Linked DNA regions of Homo sapiens: region 2 is linked to region 1. Evidence: read pairs that join two places in POLR2A ChIA-PET (ENCODE). Cell type or tissue: OCI-LY7. All regions are shown on one strand. Each heading gives the region's core, and the rest is flanking DNA. Links, peaks and the distances in the headings are about the cores only. Region 1 has its middle 48 kb from the start of RPS6KA3. Region 2 has its middle 120 kb from the start of RPS6KA3.

What was found. Peaks named below come from ENCODE experiments on the same cell type or tissue, not always from the same donor. Only the 100,000 strongest peaks of a DNase experiment are listed, where the experiment ranks them.
Region 2: POLR2A ChIA-PET joins it to region 1 with 13 read pairs; 4 of 35 experiments call an interaction of 5 or more read pairs at or near these places.

What each region holds. Positions count from the first base shown.
Region 1 is chrX:20,309,265-20,320,036 of GRCh38, forward strand. No RefSeq gene overlaps it. Among named protein-coding and RNA genes, the nearest start is that of RPS6KA3, 48 kb to the left of the region's middle. In OCI-LY7, for the core only: no CTCF peak of the experiment used is centred there; DNase peaks (open chromatin) are centred at 2,467, 4,847 and 6,027; H3K27ac peaks cover 3,574 bases.
Region 2 is chrX:20,385,923-20,396,694 of GRCh38, forward strand. No RefSeq gene overlaps it. Among named protein-coding and RNA genes, the nearest start is that of RPS6KA3, 120 kb to the left of the region's middle. In OCI-LY7, for the core only: no CTCF peak of the experiment used is centred there; no DNase peak of the experiment used is centred there.

The sequences.
Region 1 (10,772 bases), core at 1,493-9,492:
CCTATTTTTAGATATAGGACATAGTATATGAACCATTTTCAATATTTCAACAATTCTAAAAAAGATGATGTATTTTTCTATGACACATCTGGGCATAGTATTTGAAATAGCAGCCATCTTAATAAAAAAGTCAATTTAATACTTTAAACATTTTTATTTCCTGCTTATTGTTATTTATTGATTCTAATGTATATTAATTAGGTTGTTTACTCAAAATTTATAGAAAATGGGGAATATTAATTTTTATTTTAAAAGGTAGATTATGTGGCAGATGAAAATCTTTCAAAGCTTGGAATCCTTCAAGGGAAAGCAATGAAGAAGTTCTTGGCGGTTGTACTGGTGGGAACTGTAGAGCTAATACAACCCTCCTGTATTATGGATAAGAAAAAACCGAGTCACATACCAGTTGTGACTTGCTAGGTTTTTGCAGTTAAAGCATACCAGCTCAGGACCAGAACCAGGCCTTCTGATATCCATTCTAGAATTCTCTTGATCACCCCATGCAGCTTCCATGCCACTGAAGGCGATCAAAGATGGAGAAGGAAGAAAGGAGAGAAGAAAATGTGATGTGGAGGCGGGAGGAAGGAAAAACTTCATAAAAACACGACGGCAGAAATGTGGTATTTTAAGCAAGACGTTTGCCCTTCATATGAATGATTCTTGGATTTTTGGTGTATATTTTTGGTAGCAGTATGCGGTGAGTCACTAACAAAGAGCTTGAGACAGATGAGTTAACATAAATGGACCAAAATAAGCTGTGGTCTCTAGGCTGAGCAGCTGTTGGACAGACCTGCCAATATTTTATTTCCCAGAGACACTTGCAGTGGATTAAAGTGAGCACGCGGCAAATGCCTCATTAGAAAATTCCATACCTTTCAGAGTTTCCTGTGCCTGAGATGCGGCTTTCCAGGGGAAAGGCAAAAACTCCTAGCTATTTATTGAAGTTTCACTGTGTGGAAGAGGGTAGGCAAGAGGGGCTTGTTGGTGGAGGGATAACACAGAGAGGCAGAGGAATCAGAAAGTCTTAGGTTTTCAGCCCCAGTTGTGCCACTAAGCTGTGTAACTGAGGTGGGACTCCTTTAGCCTTCTCTGTGGTTGTTTTTCATCTTCTGAATGATGAGCTTTTATACAAAGATCTCCTAGGTCCCTTCCAGTTTAAAAATGTATAGTTCTCAGGCCAGGCGTGATGGCTCATGCCGGTAATCCCAGCGCTTTGGGAGGCCAAGGCGGGTAGATCGCTTGAGCTCAGGAGTTCGAGACCAGCCTGGGCAACATAGTGAGATCCTGCCTCTACAAAAAATACAAAAATTAGCTGGGTGTGGTGGCTCACACCTGTAGTCCCATCTACTCGAGAGGCTGAGGTGGGAGGATCACTTGAACCCAGGAGGTGGAGGTTGCAGGGAGCCAAGATTGAGTCACTGCACTCCAGCCTGGGCAATAGAGCGACACCCTGTCTCCAAAACAAAAATTATAGTTTTCATTAATTAAGTGCTAACTTTGTGCCAGGCACCTTGCAAAATGCTTTACATACTGATATTTCTCCTCCATGAAACCTTTGAGGTTGTTTCAACAGTAGTCTCATTTTCAGATAAAGAAACCGAGGCTTAAAGATAGTAAGAAACCTACCTGAAGTCACGTAGCGAGCAGTGGCAGAGCCTGGACTCAAGCCTGAGACTGTCACAGATATTTGGCTGCTTAATCACCGTTCTGCATTGCCCTTTCTTTCTAAGCAGGACATTAGGAACTCGTTGCCTTCACATCCCTCTTCCTCTCCACCATTTTATATGTTTCAAATCGTTATGCTTCAACTGGACTGTAGTGGATTTCCAGGTCCTAATTGGAGCACCTTGCTGCATCCACATATATATACTATGGACTGTGGATGAATGACATTAAAGATAGTAAATCAAATTCAGGACACACACCTCATGCAAGACAGAAATAGTGTTGAGTGGAGCACAGCAAGGCCATTTGATTCACTGGATCTTCGTCGGCTTGAGTATTTTGTACGTTCTCTCCACTGGACACTCTGTACCCAATGTTCCAACTGATTTCGCTGGCAGAGACGTCTTATGAGAAGATACCTTATTTGAAGAGCCGTTTCAATAACCTCCTCTATCCTGATTTAATATGATATGGCCATGGCAACGGCAGTAATAGTGGCAGCTCCTTTGTTCCCTTTTGTGAATGACATACAATTTAAGCACCTTTTTGCACAGCCTCTCTTCCAGTGAAGACATCAGATGTAGGGAGAACATCCTTATCTTTAATATAAAATAAAATAAATAAACTCTAAGATTGTGGGTGATGTTATCTAACTTCTGTTCAAGATGAGTCTTTAGTTGGTTACTTAAAATATTGTCTTTAAGTTCTACTGGGATATTTATGAGTGAAATCACACTTTCCATACTTCTGTCTTTGATGTCTGCCTCTATAGAAATGGAGAACTGAAACAATATCTAATAATTCAAACCAAAAAGCCAGCGCTGCTTATATTGTACTATTTGGATGTTTTAAAGTATAGAAACTTTGAGCTGAAAGGGAAGGAAATAAACATTCAATCTTCTTGTTTTAAAAACCGTTTTACTGAGGTGTGATTGACATACAAAACACACTCAACCTTCTAAGTCAAAAAGCAAGTGTTACAGTATGAAAGATTACATTAATGACCTTACTTCTTCACCTCTTCCTTTACCAGGTGACCTTGGAATTTCATCCACTGAAGAGCCAGAGTCTATTTTCCTTTCCTTTGAATCTGGGCTGGCCCTGTAACTTGTTTTGGGCAATAGAATGTGGTGGAAGTGATGGTGGGCCAGTTCCAGGTCCAGGTCTCAAAAGGCCTTGAGTGTTTTCACTTACTTCTGTGTTTGCCACGAGAACATATCCAGGTTATCCTGTTGGAAGATGGGACATGAGGAGCAGAGTTGAGTCATTCTAGTCATTGCAGCTGAGGTTATCCTAGATTAGCTGAGCTGCAGATGACTGTAAGATCCATGAGTGAGTCCAGTTGAAATCAGAAGCACTGTCCATCTGAGCCCAGCCTAAATTGCCAACCCACAGACTTGTGAACACAATAAATGGTTATTGTTTAAAGACACTGAGTCTTGGGGTGTTTTATTACACAGAATTATGTGGTCACTGATAACTGATACAGAAAGTGAGGCTTTAGTTGTCAGGAAAACATCCAGGAAGTACCTAAGGATTGGAAGGATTGCAGGAAGTAGCAAGAATCAAACTGCGATTTAACAGTAATTTGAAGTCTTTGCAAATCAGCATGGCTATGGATCCCCTGCCAATAGTTATGCTGCATGCATGTACTGAGTCTATTATTAGCAAGACTCTGTGCTAGGTAGAATACCTAGTGAATGGGAGTCCAGGAGAAGTAAAAGTAAATGGTGGACCTGATTAAGAGAGGCTGACCATGGGAATGAAAGTGGGCCACATGGCTGATGACATTTATAGTGGTAGAGAATAGTGAATTCAAGGAGCTGGGTGTGGGGCCAAGGGTCAAGGAAAGACCAGTGAAAACAAGACGAAGTTAAAGGCCCAGATAAAGAGAAAGATACTGAATCTCAGTCATGGAAGAAAATGCCTATATTAGATACAGATGTGCTGGGAAATTAACATCTCCAGCCCCAACCTGCCAGCAGCAATCCTCAACCAATGACCCCTGGTCTCTCGGCTCTTGGGTAGGATAATTCTCTTTTTTTAAAAAACATAATTTCTTTTTAAATATTTTTTTAATTCTTTTATTTTCCTTTCTTTAGAGGTAAAGTCTGAGATTTTAGTGCACCCATCACCCAAGTAGTGTACGTTGTACCCAATATGTAGTTCTTTTATCCCTCACACTCCTCCCACCCTCCCCTCTTCTGAGTTTCCAATGTCCATTATACCACTCTGCATCCCTTTGTATACCCATAGCTTAGCTTCCACTTCTAAGTGAGAACATGCGGTATTTGGTTTTCCATTCCTGAGTTACTTCACTTCTCATAATGGCCTCCAGCTCCATCCAAGTTGCTGCAAAAGACATTATTTCACTCTTTTTCTGTGGCTGAGTAGTGTTCCATGGTGTATGTATGCCACATTTTAAAAATCCATGCATTGGTTGATGGGCACTCAGGCTGGTTCCATATCTTTGCAATTGTGAATTGTGCTGCAATAAACATACATGTACAGGTGTCTTTCTGATGCAATGACTTGTTTTACTTTGAGTAAATACCCAGTAGTGGAATTGCTGGATCAAACGGAAGATCTACTTTTAGCTCTTTAAGAAATCTCATGTCTGCAATCCCAGCACTTTTAGGAGGCTGAGGCCTGTGGATCACCTGAGGTCAGGAGTTCAAGACCAGCCTGGCCAACATGGTGAAACCCCATCTCTACTATAAATAGAAAAAATTAGCCGGGCGTGGTGGCAGGCGCCTGTAATCCCAGCTACTCGGCAGGCTGAGGCAGGAGAATCACTTGAACTTGGGAGGCGGAGGTTGCAGTGAGCTGAGATCATGCCATTACACTCCAGCCTGGGCAACAAGAGCAAAACTCCGTCTCCAAAAAAAGAAAAAAAAAAGAAAGAAAGAAGAAAGAAAAAGAAATCTCCTACTGTTTTCCAGAGTTGTTCCTACTGTTTTCCAGGTTGTGCTAATTTACATTCCCACCAACAGCATATAAGCATTCCCTTTTCTTGGGTAATTCTGAAGCATGTATTTTATCCCTTCCTCATAATTTCCCCCACTGAATTAAGCTCCAGTCACCTACTGTGGCAGCTGGCTTAATAACACACCCTTTATCTGCTGTCTTCACTTCCCCACTTACTCCAAGGCCCCTAGATTCCTCTCTGTTCCTTAAACAAGCTCAGTTACTTCCTGCGCTAGGGCCTTTGTGGTTTTACCCTCTGCCTGAAATGCTCCTCTTCTGACATGTGCATGGCTGCCATCTTCTTGTTATTCAGGCTTAAAGTTCACCTTGTTAAAGAAGCCTTGCCTGGTCACCAAATCTAAAGTACCTTCATCATCTGATCTTAATTTTCCACATTGCTTTTTTCACTATCAGATGTTTTACTTATTTGTTTGCTTGTTTTCATATGTTGTTGGTAAGAGTGTAAATTAGCACAAAACCTCTGGGAAGGTTGTTGGGCAGTAACTACCAAAGCCACCTATGATCCAGCAATTTCATTCCTAAGTATATATTTAGGAGGAATGTATATTTATGTCCATCAAAAGCCATATTCAAGAATGTTTACTGCAGCTTTATTCATAACCGGGACCAAACCAAATGTTCATCAATAGGAAAATAGATAAATAAATTGTGAAATATTCAATGGAATATCCTCAATGGAATACTATACAGCAATGAAAAGAATGAGCTACTGCTATACACAACCACATGGATGAATATCACAGAAATGATGAAGAACAAAAGAAGCCTGGCACAAAAGAGAACATATTATATGATTCCACTTATATGGCATTCGAGAACAGGGAAAACTATAGAGGTAGGATTTGAAATAGTGGTTACCTCTGGACAGGAGGATATTGACTGGGAGGGAGCATGGGGTGTATATATTACATGGGTATATACATATTTAATAAGTCATTGAGGTATATACTTAAGATTTGTGCATAGTGTATGTATGTCATACATGAATAAAAATAAAAATTAAAAAATAGGTTTCATGAGAATGAGAACATTTTCAGACTTGGGGACTATTACCCGACACAGAGTGTGCCACCACTAAGAACTCGTTGACTGAGCAAATGTGTAAATATAGATTTGCTTTTTTTTCCCAAAGAATTTAAACTAAAAATTAAGTTTTATTGAATATCTACTCTATGTACTGTATATTGTAGAGGAATCAAATGTGAATCAGCCTAACAAGAAATACACGGCTGATTATATAAAATGGCAGCATGTAATAAATGCTGTCAAAGCAGATGCTAAACAAACTGTTAGCAGAGCTAGAGAGAGAGAGTCGTTTCAACTGCAGCTTTGGGGAAGTGAGAGTTGTTCTGAACCAGGAAATATTTCTGCAGGTAGGGCTGGATCAGAGTGGAGACAAAGAAAGGGGTGGCTGTGAGTGGCAGGGAAGAAAGCCTCAGAGGCAAGGAAGCCCAGGGCATGTTCAGGAAATGAAGAAATCTGAAGTAGCTGAAGTCAGGGGAGGAGAGTCTCAGGGGAGGAGAGTCACAGGAGAGTGAAAGATGAGTGTCTGTCAAAGCAGGTTGGGGCCTGCTCAGAAAAGGCCTGGACAACTTTGCAAGTAGTGTGGCCTTCACTCCATGCATAGGGATGAGGTTTTAAAGCAGAAAAGTGATTTTGAAGGGTGAATTTTTTTCCTTCCTAAATTAATATTAAAAAATACGTTATAAAAGTCTGAAAAGCCAGGGTACATAAAGGATAAAAACCTGATATTCACCACTATCACTTTCATATGTCAACTCTGAGATACTTTTTTTTTTTAAAAAAATTGAGATATAACTCAAATGCCATCAAATTAACCATTTCAGAGTATACAATTCCGTGGGTTTTAGTATATTCACAAGGTTATGGAACCATCGCCATTAATTCCAGAATATTTACATCACCTCAAAAAGAAACCTCATACCCATTAGCAGTCACTCCTCATTCTCCCTCCCCTGGCAACCACGAATCTACTTTATGTCCCATGGGTTTTTCCAGAAATACTTTCCTATGTGTATATTTATAAACACACACACACGTTTCTCTCCCCCTTCCCACATGCAAGTTGAATTGTCACATACTGCTTAATAAGCTGTGTTGACTCTGATATCAGGAATATATCAGATCCATTTGTGAAAAATTAGTCTGGGTGTCAGGGCCAAGGACGGATTGGAAAAAAAGAGGTTGGAGGCAGTGAGACTGTTTAGCAATGCCTGCAGTAGGGGAGGTTACGTGGGCCTGAACTAGGATGCCAGCAGGGTAGTGGATGCTGTGGTGAGCCTCTAAGATCCCCACTCCAGGAATGAGACACTCATTACCCCAGTGGCAGGAAATGTTGGTGACTGATGGCTTTCAGTGGAATTTCTTTCTGGGACTTGCTCTCAGCTGAAGAGACCTTACTAGCTCCAAATCACAGACTTTCTCTGGAGCAGCCCACATCTAATAATTCGTCAATGGTGCGAGGGGGTGTTACAAAGGCCCAGGCACTGTTCCCAATTTGGAAAATCAGCAAAGGTCCATCCTGGCTCCAGAGCTCCCCTTAGGGTCAACTGATACTTTTATTATGACTGTGTTGTAGCCCAACTCCTCCCTCTGCCTACTCCTGCTGCCCTTACTGCCCCATAGGTGCTGTTCCTGAGAGCATTCCTAATCAAATTCCTGTATTTAAATCTCTATCTCAGAGTCTGTTTTCCAGGGCACACAACCTGTGACAAGCAATGAGGATGGAAAAGAAGCTGGCGTATGTGGATGTCTTTCTGAAGCAATTGACTAGATGGAGCTTGGTGACTGATTAGCTATATAGGGTGGAAGGGGTGGAAGAGCTAAAGAGAAGAAACAAAACACACACACACACATGATTTACATATGTACTTATATATATGTAATATACACACACACATATACATCATATACATGTAAATATATCCTTAGGCACTTGCTCAGTGTCTACTTTGTGCCTGAAACAGTTCTGGCAGCTGAAGATGCAAGATGGATTAGATCCGGTTCTTTTATTTAGAGAATCCACAGTGTTTTAGGGCAGAGAGTAAACAAGTAATTCCAATACAATTCGTTGAGCATTATGTTAAACTATAGGGAAAGGTGATGAGAAAATATTAAGGGAGTGAAGGCATTGCCAAGGTTTTAAGCTGGGGTGTTTTGAAAGATGGTAAATCCATCATGTGACATGGAGAATGCAGATGAGAGAGAATGTAATTAGAAAATAAAAATCGAGGTTAATATGTTCCCTGAAAAGTTAGAAATATGGGTTTGGAACTCCTGAGAGAGGTCATGAATAGAAATATATATTTAGGTGGTGTCTATATAGAAATGATAGCTAGTGCCTCAGGAGTGGATGAGATTGTCCAGGGAGATCAAAGAAGATGAAAACTTGAGAAAGATCTACAGCAGAGCTGATGTCTGAAATCTGCCCACCCTATGCCAACACCCATGGCAGACGTAGCTAAATTACCACACAGCCTCAGAATCCTTCTCAATGCATGACTTCAGGCAGCTATTACCAATAGATCCACTTACCATTTCTGGTTTCTTCTCAAAGTCTAGGTGTAGTGACCAGGAACAATGGCGGGCCTCCAGGGAAAAGTGAGCTGCTTGGTTATTAGGAGTGCAGAGAGCACCCAGGAAGGTAGGAGAAGTACTAGGAGAGCAGAGGATCCCAGAAGGAAGAAAAGTGTTTCAAGAAGAAGGAAATAATAACATTAGTCAAATGACTAAGTTGAGGACTTGAGGAGACAATGGAATTTGAAGTGGAGGGCAGTAGTGACCTTACAGAGAACAGGTCCACTAAAGTGGTTTTGAGAGAAGTGAAATGACAAAAGTTTGAGAATGGGAAGTATTTCCAAGTGCTCATCTATAAATGGACTGCTTGAGCCCATGTTGGCAAGCTTGTTGAAAATGCATTTCCAGGACTCACCCCAGAGCCATGACCTCAGGCTGTTCTCTGCCCCCCAAGGAACACTTTGATCAGGGTTATCTGCTACCGGTGGGTGCTCACTGTAGCAGATGCTCTTAGTGTCCCTTTTACATGCATTCAGCACTCACTATTCAGTATATACTGCTTGCTTCACAAGGAAGCACATGTGATGTCTCTGCCCGAGGACTTTCCCTGGCCACTGGAGCATGCTTGACCTGCTGCCAGAAATGCCAGAGTTGATTTCCCAGGGATTAGCCCACAACCAGCGAAGGACATGAGTTGTTGGAGAAATCAATCAGCTTTTTCACGTCTCAGGTGGAACAACTTGGGGCTTGTTTTATACAGAAGTTTTATCCCAGAAGTCTCCAGTAGGATTGAGCCTGTGGCGCCCAGAGTAGGCTCATGAACACACTGTATTGGCTTCCTTCTTTTTTTTGACTTACTTCCCTATTCTCTTTGCATTTCCTGAGGTCACCTCTCACCTAAGCTATTAGTACCCATATCCCTGTCTCAGAGCTGGCTTTTGGGGGAACCCAAAACTATGATACTTACCGTCTTATTTCTTCTTCCTGGGCACACGGAACAACTACATATTCCAGTGGTAGTACGTATTGCTGTCGGTTGAGCCTATGTGACTGAAGTCATGGGCAGAGTGATCGATGTCACCTTCAGGCCTGGCCACAAAACTCCTGGTGTGATAATCCCTCTCAATCTTTCTTTCCTATGGTGATTTCAGAGGCCATGGGTTTAAGATGGCAGCCTCACAAGATAGCAGCTGATTTCTGAGTCACTAATTGGAAGACACCTACTAAGGAGAGCTGCCCCACCTGTACCAGATTTTGACATTAATGAATGAGAAATAAACCTTTACTATGTTAAATTGCTGAGACTTTTTTTTGTTACAGCAGCTACCATTAATTACCCTCATTAATACACCTGCCCTGTCAGCCTTCCTTCACCCAGTTCTCCAAAATTACTGCTCTTTATCCTCCTTTAAACGTTTCCATTCCCTCAGTGTGACTGACACAGTCATGGGTTTAACTGATTAAAGTGTACTTAATTGTAAACAATAACTACCAGATTTGCTTCTGAAAGATAGTTGTGTTTTCAAATGGATTCCTGATTGGTAGGATCTATGAAGGAGATGTTTCCAAATATTGGATCCTTCTTGGTGTCCTTCCACCATCATTGACACAGCCCACTCCCAGCTTGAACTGTGTTGTCTAGAAGCAGAAGAAAGAGGGGTCAGCACTTCTAAGCTGTTGCTGACCTCTGGCCTCTGCAATCAACTCCAGACTCCTTAACCTGGTATTTCCATGTGTCCGCAGTTGGCCCCAACTAACATTCCTACCCTGATCCTCCCCACCCCACTGCCAGTGAAACCTCTTAAATCATACTGCTCGCAACAGGGTGTGCTTTCCTACCTTGCCAGCTTGGGTCTCACTGTGCTCTCCACTTGGAGTGCTCTTTCTGCTCTTCTGCTCCTTTCCAAACCCAGTCCCTGCTCAAAGGCCTCACTCAACTTCCACCTCCTCCCTAAAGCCCTGAAATTCCATTTCGTCTTCCCTTTGCCGCTACTACTCATTTGGTCTTCAGCATTTGCTGCTTATCATGATTTCTGTCTATTTATGTGTTTGTGTCCTCTCTTCTAAAGTAGAAATGAACTACTTAAAGAAAAAATTATGCCTATTTCTCTCTTCAATCTCTACAGCATTTTAGCATAGTGCTGGAGACATGATTACTGAAGATAGATGGATGAATATGGATATAACAATTGAACTTGTTAAATATCACAAATGCAAAGTCTTGTGCAGACATCCTTTTTTTTTTTTTTTTTTTTTTTTTTTTTTCCTGAGACAGGGTCTCACTCTGTCACCCAGTCTGGGGTGCTGTGGTGTGATCATAGCTCACTGCAACCTCGAACTCCCGGGCTCAAGCAATCCTCCCACCTCAGTCTCCCAAGTAGCTGGGAATTCAGGTGCTCACTGTTACACCTGGCTAATTAAAAAAATTTTTAGTAGTGATGTGGTCTCTCTGTGTTGCCCAGGATGGTCTCGAACTCCTGGACTCAAGTGATACTCCTGCCTCAGCCTCTCAAAGCAGTGGGATTACTTTCAGTGGGTATAAGCCACCACACTTGGCCCAGACATGATTAAAAAAAACACTT
Region 2 (10,772 bases), core at 697-8,696, 76 kb after region 1:
GGTGCAGCAAACCACCATGGCACATGTATACCTATGTAACAAACCTGCACGTTCTGCACATGTATCCCAGAACTTAAAGTATACAAAGACAAAAAAAAAAAAAAAAAAAAGCCAAGCAATAGCTGTCAATGTGTTAGCTCCATCTGAAGATGAAGTTTACAGATAAATGACACCAGTTTTCTATTCGTGTCTTCAGATGCTTCGAAGAAAAAAGAATCAGTTCATTCCAATTATAATTCGATATTTTCAGCCAACTCATGGATCTAAAACAAGCTTTTGGAGGTTCATTCTATCAAAGGTGAAACATCTGTTATTATTGTAAACGCTATAGTAAATTCATATTAAAAGTTCAACATTTGGGCCAGGCGTGGTGGCTCACACTTGTAATCCCAACACTCTGGGAGGCCAAGGTGGGCAGATCACCTGAGGTCAGGAGTTCAAGACCAGCCTGGCCAACATGGTGAAACCCTGTCTCTACTAAAAATACAAAATTAGCTGGGTGTGGTGGCACGCACCTGTAATCCCAGCTACTCTGGAGGCTGAGGCAGGAGAATCACTGGAACCTGGGAGGCGGAGGTTGCAGTGAGCCGAGTTTGTGCCATTGTACTCCAGCCTGGGCAAAAAGAGTGAAACTCTGTCTCCAAAAAAAAAAAAAAAAAAAAAAAAAAAAGAACTAAAAAACCAAAAACCAGAACAAAACAAAAAGTTCAACATTTGAAGATAAAATTATTTGTTTTGGGGATGACGGTTAAAACACAAATTTTGGTGCAGCACAACATCATGATGAAAACAATGTTCTTACTAAAATTTAAAAATCTATGGAAGTGAACTATACTTGGAATTAGTCATGGTGCATACATAATTCATAATTACGTACAAACAAGCTGCAATATTATACCAATCAAAATAGAAGCTGTAGTTGTCAAAATTTACAAATATTTCTATTTATACAATGTTAGAGTAACTGAAATACAAAAATTTTATGACAAAACTGATGTTGAATTAAAAATACTTAGCATGACAGTACGTGCGTCATCGAGCGGATTTTAGAAATGTTTTGCCTTTGAAGAACTACTTTGCAAATCAATCTAAGTGTCCTACATTGGCATTGAACAGTTTTATGAGTCCTCTAAATCTTATTTCATTGTTGTCTCAAAGCCATTTGGAAATGTTTAATCAAAGTATTCAAAGAAAGCTCACATTTGAAGATTTTAGAAAAGTAAAATCATTGAGAACAAAGCTTTCAAATGAAAGACATTGAGATTTATCCCTTCAAAACAAGAGGGAAACTAAATAAATTAAATAACGAGAGTTCAAATGATTTATAAGATTTAGTTTCACAATTCTGTAATTGAATGTTAGAATATCTTAACTCTGAAGTGGCTTTTGATGAAGCTGCTATTTTTAATTGGAAAAATTTATAGTTTGTACCAAAACAAATTGAAATTGAGCAGCCTCTGAGTTGGGCAAAGCAGTAAAAAGATCATAGGGATAATTTATTTAATCAGTTTTGTCTCATAAAAATACTTGTCAAAGAAAGGTATTCCAAATGGAGTAAAAAAGACACTACCTAAGAAAATATTTGGGCTTATATATTTATATATCAATAAAAAATAACTTGAGAATATCTTCCAGATATTCCACTTTATACCCACTAGGATGGCTATAATAAAAAACAAACGAGCAAACGAAAACTGAAAAGTAAGCGTTGGCAAGGATGTGTAGAAATTGGAACCCTCATACACTGGTGGTGGGAATGTAAAATGGTGCAGCCCCTATGAAAAGTAGTTTGGCAGCTCCTCAAAAAGTTAAACATAGAGTTACCATTTGACCTATCAGTTGCACTCCTAGGTATATACCCAAGAGAATTGAAAACATGTGTTCACGTAAAAACTTGTACATGAATGCTCATAGCAGCATTATTCATAATAGCCAAAATGTGAAACAACCCTTATGTCCATCAACTGATGAATGGATAACCAAATGTGGTCTTTCCACAGAATGAAATATTATTCAGAGATGTATATGGTGAAGAAACCAATTAAAGTATGTCAGTATGTATATGTCAATATGTACCGAGAACGATTTCTGCTTGTGTGTGTTTAATGGTCACAGAATAAATATAGCTTAAGAGTTTTTGGTTTAATATGCATAGATATACATAACTTTTATTATTAGAAATAATTTCACTTAAAAATAGTTTCTGAATAGAACTATTTTATAGTTTTATTCTATTGCAATATAATAATGCCAATTTATTGATCAAGTAAACATTTCTAAAATTACATATTTTTAATTCTTTTTGGTTATCCTTTTTACTGAACTGTCCCAATAAATTATCACACTATGGATGTTGGAAGTACTAAGACCAGTTAGGAGGTTACTGCCTCCAGGTAAGAAATGAGGATGGCTTGAACTAAGGCAGAAGCTGTGGGGATAGATAGAATTGGATAGGTCTGGAGATATTTAGGAGGTAGAAGTGACAGGATTTGGTGGCTGGTTGGAAACTGAAGTTGAAGGAAAGGAAAGTGTAGAATGATCCTCCAATTTTTGGTTTGGGTAGATGGTGGTATTATTTACTTTGGGAATACAAAAGGAGGAGCAGGTTTAGTGGGAGAATTCAGTTTTGGACATGTGGAATTTACGATACTTGCTTAAAACTCTTCAATGATTTCCTAATGACTTTCCATTATCCTTAGAATTAAGATAGAAATCCTTGAAATCCTAAAAAACTGGCATATAAACAGACTTGGAAGCAATTCGTTCTCAAGATGGGGAAAAGAGCTGGGAACAAGGCAGTATTTAGTGGTTAGGAGATAATAACACAAGGCTGAGATGTGGTCACAGAGGAGGCAAAAGATAAGAATGTGGTGCTGGGATTGGCTAGGAATGTAGGACCGGCAGAAAGGGTTCATTCAAGTTGGCAAGCAAGTGACTTAGTGTTACTTTAGGATGGTTTGTAGAGCAACCTTCGGAGCTAAGTGGAACAGGGAATCATGCTGAGTAGGGATTCCTGATACACGTGCACTCCCCCCACCCACGCCATGCTGAAAACCAGGGCTGGTACTAGGGTGAGGCAAGAGAGCTGCCAAGGCACAAAATTTAAAGTGGCACTCACTTTCAGGTGTGGACAAGTACACCTGAGACCCCGAGAGTGAGTGCCTCCTTAAATTTTGTACCCTAGGTGCTTATCTTGCCTCACTCTAGTCCAGGTTCTACTGAAAACACTTTTTCTATACCTTAACATGAATTATCAAATCTAGCCGAACGTCATGGTCCCCTAGGGAATTATTCTTAGTGTTTTTTTTTTTTAAATGCAGATTTCTATATCCCCACTTCAAATATACTGAATTAGAATCTCCGAGGGTAGAATTCATCAATCTGCATTTTTAAAAATGACTTAGGTGATTATTATACACGAGGTCTATAGGATCCACTGGTCTTTAGCACTTCCTTCATGCATCTGACCTCACATATTAACAGTAAGATCCTGGTGGGTAATTGGGTTGGGGATACTAATAGTACACACTCCTTGGTCATATGCATTGTGAACCAACTGAGAAATAGATGCAGGATCCATGTGGCAATTAAATAATAGCATCATTGGCCAAAGAAGAAACTGCAAGGGAAATTAGAAAATACTTGGAATTGAATGTATCAAAAATTGTGGGATGCTTGTAACACAGTGCCTAGAGGAAAATCTATAGCATTGAATGCTTACATTAGAAATTTTAAAAAGATTGTCAAATCAATGGGTCAAATTTCTACCTTAAGAAACTAGTAAAAGAAGAGCAAATTAAATCCAAAGCAAGGAGGATGAAGGAAATAATAAAAATAAGAGTGATTTCAGCATTTTGGGAGGCCAAAGTGGGAGGATTGCTTGAGGCCAGGAGTTTGAGACCAGCCTAGGCAGACCCCATCTCTACAAAAAAAAAAAAAAAAAAAAAAAATTAGCTGGGCATGGTGGCACACACCATGCTACTCAAGAGGCTGAGGAGGGAGAATCACTTGAGCTCAGGAGGTCGAGGCTATAGTGAGCTATGATCACACCACTGCACTCTAGCCTGGGCAACAGAGTGAGATCCTGTCTCAAAATAATAATAATAATAGCAGAAATCAATGAAATAGAAAACAGAAAAAAATAGAGAAAATCAATGAAACTAAAAGTTGGCTTGAAAAGATCAATAAAATTTATAAACTTCTAGCCAGACTGATCAAGAAAAACAGAGAAGATACAAATTACTAATATCAGGAATTAAAGAAAGGACATCACTAAAGATCACATAGACATTAAAGGGACAATAAAAGAATACAGTTGGCCCTCTGTATCCATGAATTCTGCATCCACAGACTCAACCAACTGTGGGTATAAAATATAGTAATCACCGAATGCAGAATTCGTGGACGCCAAAGTCAGACTTTTCATATGTAAGAGTTCCACAGGGCCAATTGGGGGACTTGAGCATCTGAGTATTTTCATATTGGGGGTGGGGGTCCTGGAACCAATCCAATTACAAGTGAGAATATGTAGTGTTTGGTTTTTTTTTCCTGTGTTGCTAAGGATAATGGCCTCCAGCTCCATCCATGTTCCCACAAAAGACATGATCTCATTGTTTTTAAATGACTGCATGGTATTCCATGGTGTATAGGTGCCACAAGACTGTTTTGCGGACAGCCTTAGGCCAATACATTTTATAAACTAGATAAAAAATTTTGAAAGGCACAAATTATCAAAAGCTCACTCAAGAAGAAATGAATATTAGGATCACCTTAAAGCTATTAAATAAATTGCTTTCACAGTGTAAAACCTCCCTCTCCCCCACCCAAAAAAACTTTATTGGTGACTTCTACTAAACACTTAAGGAAACAATAATACCATTGCTATACAACCTCTTCCATCAAATAGGAGTAAAATTTTCTCAATTTACTTTATGAGGTCAGCATTACCCTGTTACTGAAACCACACAAAGACATAAGAAGAAAAGAAATCTGTAGCCTAATATCCCTCATGAACACAGTTGCAAAAATTCTGAACAAAATGTTAGCATATCAGGCTGGGCATGGTGGCTCACACCTGTAATCCCAGCACTTTGGGAGGCCAAGGCAGGCAGATCACCTGAGTTTGAGACCAGCCTGGCTAACACGGTGAAACCCTGTCTCTACTAAAAATACAAAAAATTAGCCGGGCGTGGTGGCGGGCGCCTGTAGTCCCAGCTACTCGGGAGGCTGAGGCAGGAGAATGGCGTGAACCCGGGAGGCTGAGCTTGCAGTGAGCCGAGATCGCGCCACTGCACTCCAGCCTGGGCGACAGAACGAGACTCTGTCTCAAAACAAACAAACAAACAAACAAACAAACAAACAAGTAGCCGGGTGTGGCAGCAGGCACCTGTAATCCAAGCTACTCAGGAGGCTGAGGCAGGAGAATTGCTTGACCCGGGAGGCAGAGGTTGCAGTGAGCCAAGATAGTGCCACTGCACTCCAGCCTGGGCAACAGAGCGAGGGTCCGTCTCAAAACAAACAAACAAACAAATAAACAAAATGTTAGCATATCAAATCCAGCAACCTATGAAAATACTACACCTCAAAGAAGTGGGGTTTATTTCAGGAATGCAAGGTTGTTTCAATCAATAAAATTTGCCATATTAACAGATTAAGAAGAAAAATATTATTTTGATTGTTGCAAATTTTTTTTGACAAAATTCAACACTCATTTTTTGTAAAAACTCTCAGAGCACTAGGAATAGAAGGGAATTTCCTCAACCTGGTAAGGGGCATCTCTGACAAATCTACAGTTAAATTTAGTGGCGAAAGGCTATGCTTCCTCCCTTGGATCAAGAACGATACAAGTATATTGTGTCGGCCATTTCTATTCAACATTGTACTGAAGGTCCTAGCTAGTATAAGAAGGCAAGAAAAAAGAAATAAAGGCATACAGATTGGAAAGGAAGAAATAAAACTGTTTTTGTGAACAGACAAAATGATTGTCTAGGTAGAAAATTTAAAAGAATCTACCAAAAAGCTACTAAAACTCATAAGTGAGTTTAGCAAGATTGCATGATACAATATCAAAATACACTATCCTAGCAATGAATATATATATATATATTTTTTTGTTTGTTTTTTTTTTTTTTTTTTGAGACAGAGTTTCACTCTTGTTGCCCAGGCTGGAGTGCAATGGCGTGATCTCGGCTCACTGCAACCTCTGTCTCCTGGGTTCAAGTGATTCTCCTGCCTCAGCCTCCCGAGTAGCTGGGATTACAGGCATGTGCCACCATGCCTGGCTAATTTTGTATTTTCAGTAGAGACGGGGTTTCTCCATGTTGGTCAGCCTGGTCTCGAACTCCCAACCTCAGGTGATCCACCTGCCTCGGCCTCCTGAAGTGCTGGGATTACAAGCATGAGCCACTGCACCTGGCCAAATATTTTTTTAAAAAACGTTTATTTTAGGTTCAGGGCTACATGTGCAGGTTTGTTATATAGGTAAACTTGTGTCATGGGGGTTTGTTGCACAGAATATTTCATCAACCAGGTACTAAGCCTAGTAGCCATTCATTATTTTTTCTGCTCCTCTCCCTCCTCTTACCCTCTACCCTTCTTCGCCAAGTAGGCCCCAGTGTGCATTCTTCTCCTCTATGTGTCCATGTGTTCTCACAATTTAGCTCCCACTTACAAGTGAGAACGTGTGGTATTCGGTTTTCTGTTCCTGTGTTAGTTTGCTAAGGATGATGGCCTCCAGCTCCATCCATGTTCCCGCAGAAGACATGATCTCATTCTTTTTTAATGACTGTATAGTATTCCATGGTGTATAGGTACCATATTTTCTTTATCCAGTCTATTATTGATGGGCATTTAGGTTGATTCCATGTCTTTGCTATTGTGAATAGTGCCACAGTGAACATATGTGTGCATGTGTCTTTATGTAGAACAATTTATATTATTTTGGGTATACACCTGGTAATGGGGTTGCTGGGTCAAATGGTAGTTCTGTTTTTAGCCCTTTGAGGAATTGCCACACTGCTTTCCAGAATGGTTGAGCTAATTTACACTCCCACCAGCAGTGTATAAGTGATCCCTTTTCTCTGCAGCCTCACCAGCATCTGTTATCTTTTGACTTTTTAATAATAGTCTTTCTGACTGGTGTGAGATGGTATTTCATTGTGATTTTGATTTGCATTTTTCTTTTCTTTTTTTTTTTTTTTTTTGAGACGAAGTCTCGCTCTGTCACCCTGGCTGGAGTGCAGTGGCGCGATCTCAGCTCACTGCAAGCTCTGCCTCCCGGGTTCACGCCATTCTCCTGCCTCAGCCTCCAGAGTAGCTGGGACTACAGGCGCCCACCACTGCGTCCGGCTAATTTTTTGTATATATATATATTTTTTTAGTAGAGACGTGGTTTCACAGTGGTCTCGATCTCCTGACTTCGTGATCTGCCCGCCTCGGCCTCCCAAAGTGCTGGGATTACAGGCGTGAGCCACCGTGCCCAGCCTGATTTGCATTTTTCTAACGATCAGTGACGTTGAGCTTTTTTTTCATGTTTGTCGGCTGCATGTATGTCTTCTTTTGAGAAGTGTCTGTTTATGTCCTTTGCCTGCTTTTTAACGAGGTTGTGTGCTTTTTTCTTGTAAATTTGTTTAAGTTCCTTATAGATGCTGGATATTAGACTTTTGTCAGATGCATAATTTGCAAAAATTTTCTCCCATTCTGTAGGTTGTCTGTTTATTCTGTTGATAGTTTCCCTTGCCATGCAGAAGCTCTTTAGTTTAATTAGGTCCTAACAATAAAAAATTGGAAATTGAAATAAACAATATCATTTACAATATTGTCAAAAACGTGAAATATTTAGGTATAAATGTAACAAAATATGTGCAAGATTTTAATGCTGAACATTAGAAAACATTGCTGAGAAAAGCTAAAGACCTAAATAAATGGAGTGATATAGCACATTTATGGATTGGAAGACTCAATATTAAGATGCCAATTCCCTCTGATCTATAGATTTAATGCAATCCCAATAAAAATCCCTGCAGAGTGGTGGAAGTTTGGAAGTTTGGAAGTTGATTCAAAAATTTGTATTCATGTGCAAAAATACAGCATCAGCTTTGTTAGATAAAATAATGCCGGAAAACATTTATTGAATGTTTACTGTGTGCCAGGTATTGCTTCACATACTTTGAGTGTATTGAGAAATCTAGTTTTCACAACAATCCTCTGAGGAAAGAAAACAGTCTTATCCCAGTTTATTGATATACAAACAGAGCACACAGAGTGAGAGTAACTTGTTTGAGTTTATCAGCTTTTGGTTTGGAGAGTTTGCCATTGAACCCAGGCAATTGGAATCCAGAGTTCAGCCTTTTAATTACCTGTAATCACCAGTTTCTGTATCAACTAGCTATTGTTGCAACCAACCACAAAAATCTCAGTGGCAAATGATAATAAGCTTTAAGTTTCCACATGTCTGCAGGTTGGTGGGGGCAGCTTTACTGATTTCAGCTAGACTCAGCTGGGTAGCTCCAACTGTAGGGTGAGTTGAGGGTTTCTTCATATGTCTCTCATCCTTCTTGAATTATTGGCTTAATCATGGTCTGTTCTTCTCATGGCGATAAAAGAAGCAAGAAAGAGGGACTCCCATCAGAACTAAGGCCCACATCAATCTGTCTCCTATTTTGGGCTTTAATTGCCCAAGTCAAGGGAGGGAAAAGTAGAAAACGGAAGGTCTCTTTTGCAAGGCAAGGAAGTCCCGCCCTGATGTGCTCATAATGGGGAAAAGAATGCAAGGCCTAGGAGCTCCTTCCATAGGCCGGCTGGATCAAGAAAGTCAGATGAAGAGGGGGGGCATTTCTGCTCACTGACATTTTTGCCACCTGAGGAAAGATGAATGGATGTCAGACTTCTGTCTGTATTCATGAAATGTCTCATGGAGGAGGGGAGTGTGGGGTGAAAGCTTCTGTCTACCCCTTCTACCGCTTCTGAGGAAGTGTTAGGAGAAGTTACTATGTAAGGGCCAAGGAGGCACAGAAAGAGAATAACCTTTTCTCGTATAGAAGGCAAGGACTGGGTTCTTTACATCTTAGTATCCCTCTTCTGACATGGAAGTTTCCTAAGAAGTGTAGTCGAACAATAAGTGAAATTCGCATTTTCCATTCTTGAAGAAGAACCTCCAAAATTTCCCTCTCTGAAACCTTACTTCCTGGGGGTTCCACTTGGCCTGGCAACAGAAACCGTGTTTGCTTTCTGAAGAGTATTTTGGCCATCTGTTTTGGTTGCCCTGAGTTACTCCAATATAGCCGCGAAGAAGCTTGTCCTGCTGAGGTTTATCACTGATTGCAAAACTAACCCTGGCTAGCAAAACTGGCAAATTCTGCTTAGTGAGTGTGTGTTTTTGTTGTGTGTATGATGTGTGTGTGTGTGTGTGTGTGTGTGTGTGTGTGTGTGTGTGTGTTTTGAGCAGAGTTTCCATAGAAAAAAAGAAAGGCAAGATGTTGCCCAGCTGTATTGTCCTGGCAGGACTTCTTCACATAATTCTCCTGGAAGTTTCTGCAATGTTTCTTTCCCTTCCTGTCTCCCTGTTTCTATAGAACTGTGAAGATTTACTGAGTCTCTCCAGCTGTAGCCTAAATTCCTCACTGAGACAGTTTCAGACTGCCTATTCTGAGGTGGGAAGGTGTAGGATGGGAGGTGGGGAGGCTTGTGCCCTTATTATATAAACTGATCATTATTGGAAGAAAAAAAGCTGAATCCCTCAGAAATGTTAAGACGTCTGCTTTGACCACACCCTCAGAAGCTAGCACTATTGCTCTGGGTTAAGGGCAATAGCATTTCTTGTAAGCCAGTTTTTAACCTCTTTTGAACCCTCAGCGGCACAGAATTTCAGGGCTTGACTACAGTGGATTCTATCTGAAATGGCCTTCAAGAATTGTTCCACAGAAATACATGGACAGAAATAGGTGTTCTTTGGTCAAATTCAGTGTGGGGAATTTTCAGTCTATATGACTCTTCCAAAAAAATAGTCCAGAAATATGTAAAATGATTTGAATTGTTCCCATTTAGTTCAAATTCTACTACTCTGTGAGCTCCTTAAGATCAAGAAATGTGCCTTGTGGTAATTCAGCACTTAACAGACACCTGGCAGAGATAATAAATGTGAGTGAATGAATGCATGAAATAATGAAATATCACATCCTCAATAAAGTTTTTTCCTCCCTGAAATAACTAGCATTTCTGGGAATTTTGTCATTAAAAAAGTTCCGCTTCAATTGCCAACTACTATATCATTTATAAAATTATTACTGCACAGAAATTATCTATTTCTGTGTAACAAACTACCCCCAAATTTAGTAGCTTCAAAATAATAACCATTTATTATTTCTCATGATTTTCAGGGTTGACTGGACTCAGCTGAGTAATTCTTCTGCTTCATGTGATATTGACTGGGCTGTAATCAACTAGGGGCTTGACCGGGCTGGGCATCACAATGGCTCACTAACATGGCAGATGGCTTCCAAAAGGGAGTGTCTTAAGTGTGACTATTTGAAGAGAGAGGAAACAAAAGTGGAAGCTGCCCAGTCCTCTTACAGGGTAGGCAAAGAATTGGCTCAGTACTATTTCTGCTGCCTTCTGTTGGTAAGCAGCCACGGAGCCATCCCTGATTCAAGGGGAGGGGAAATAAACTCCACCTTTTGAGGGGAGAGTGACAAATAATTTCTAGCCATCTTTAATTCACCCTATTGTCTATGTAATAATTGACATGGAGAATAAAACAATGGTAAGAGGCGAGA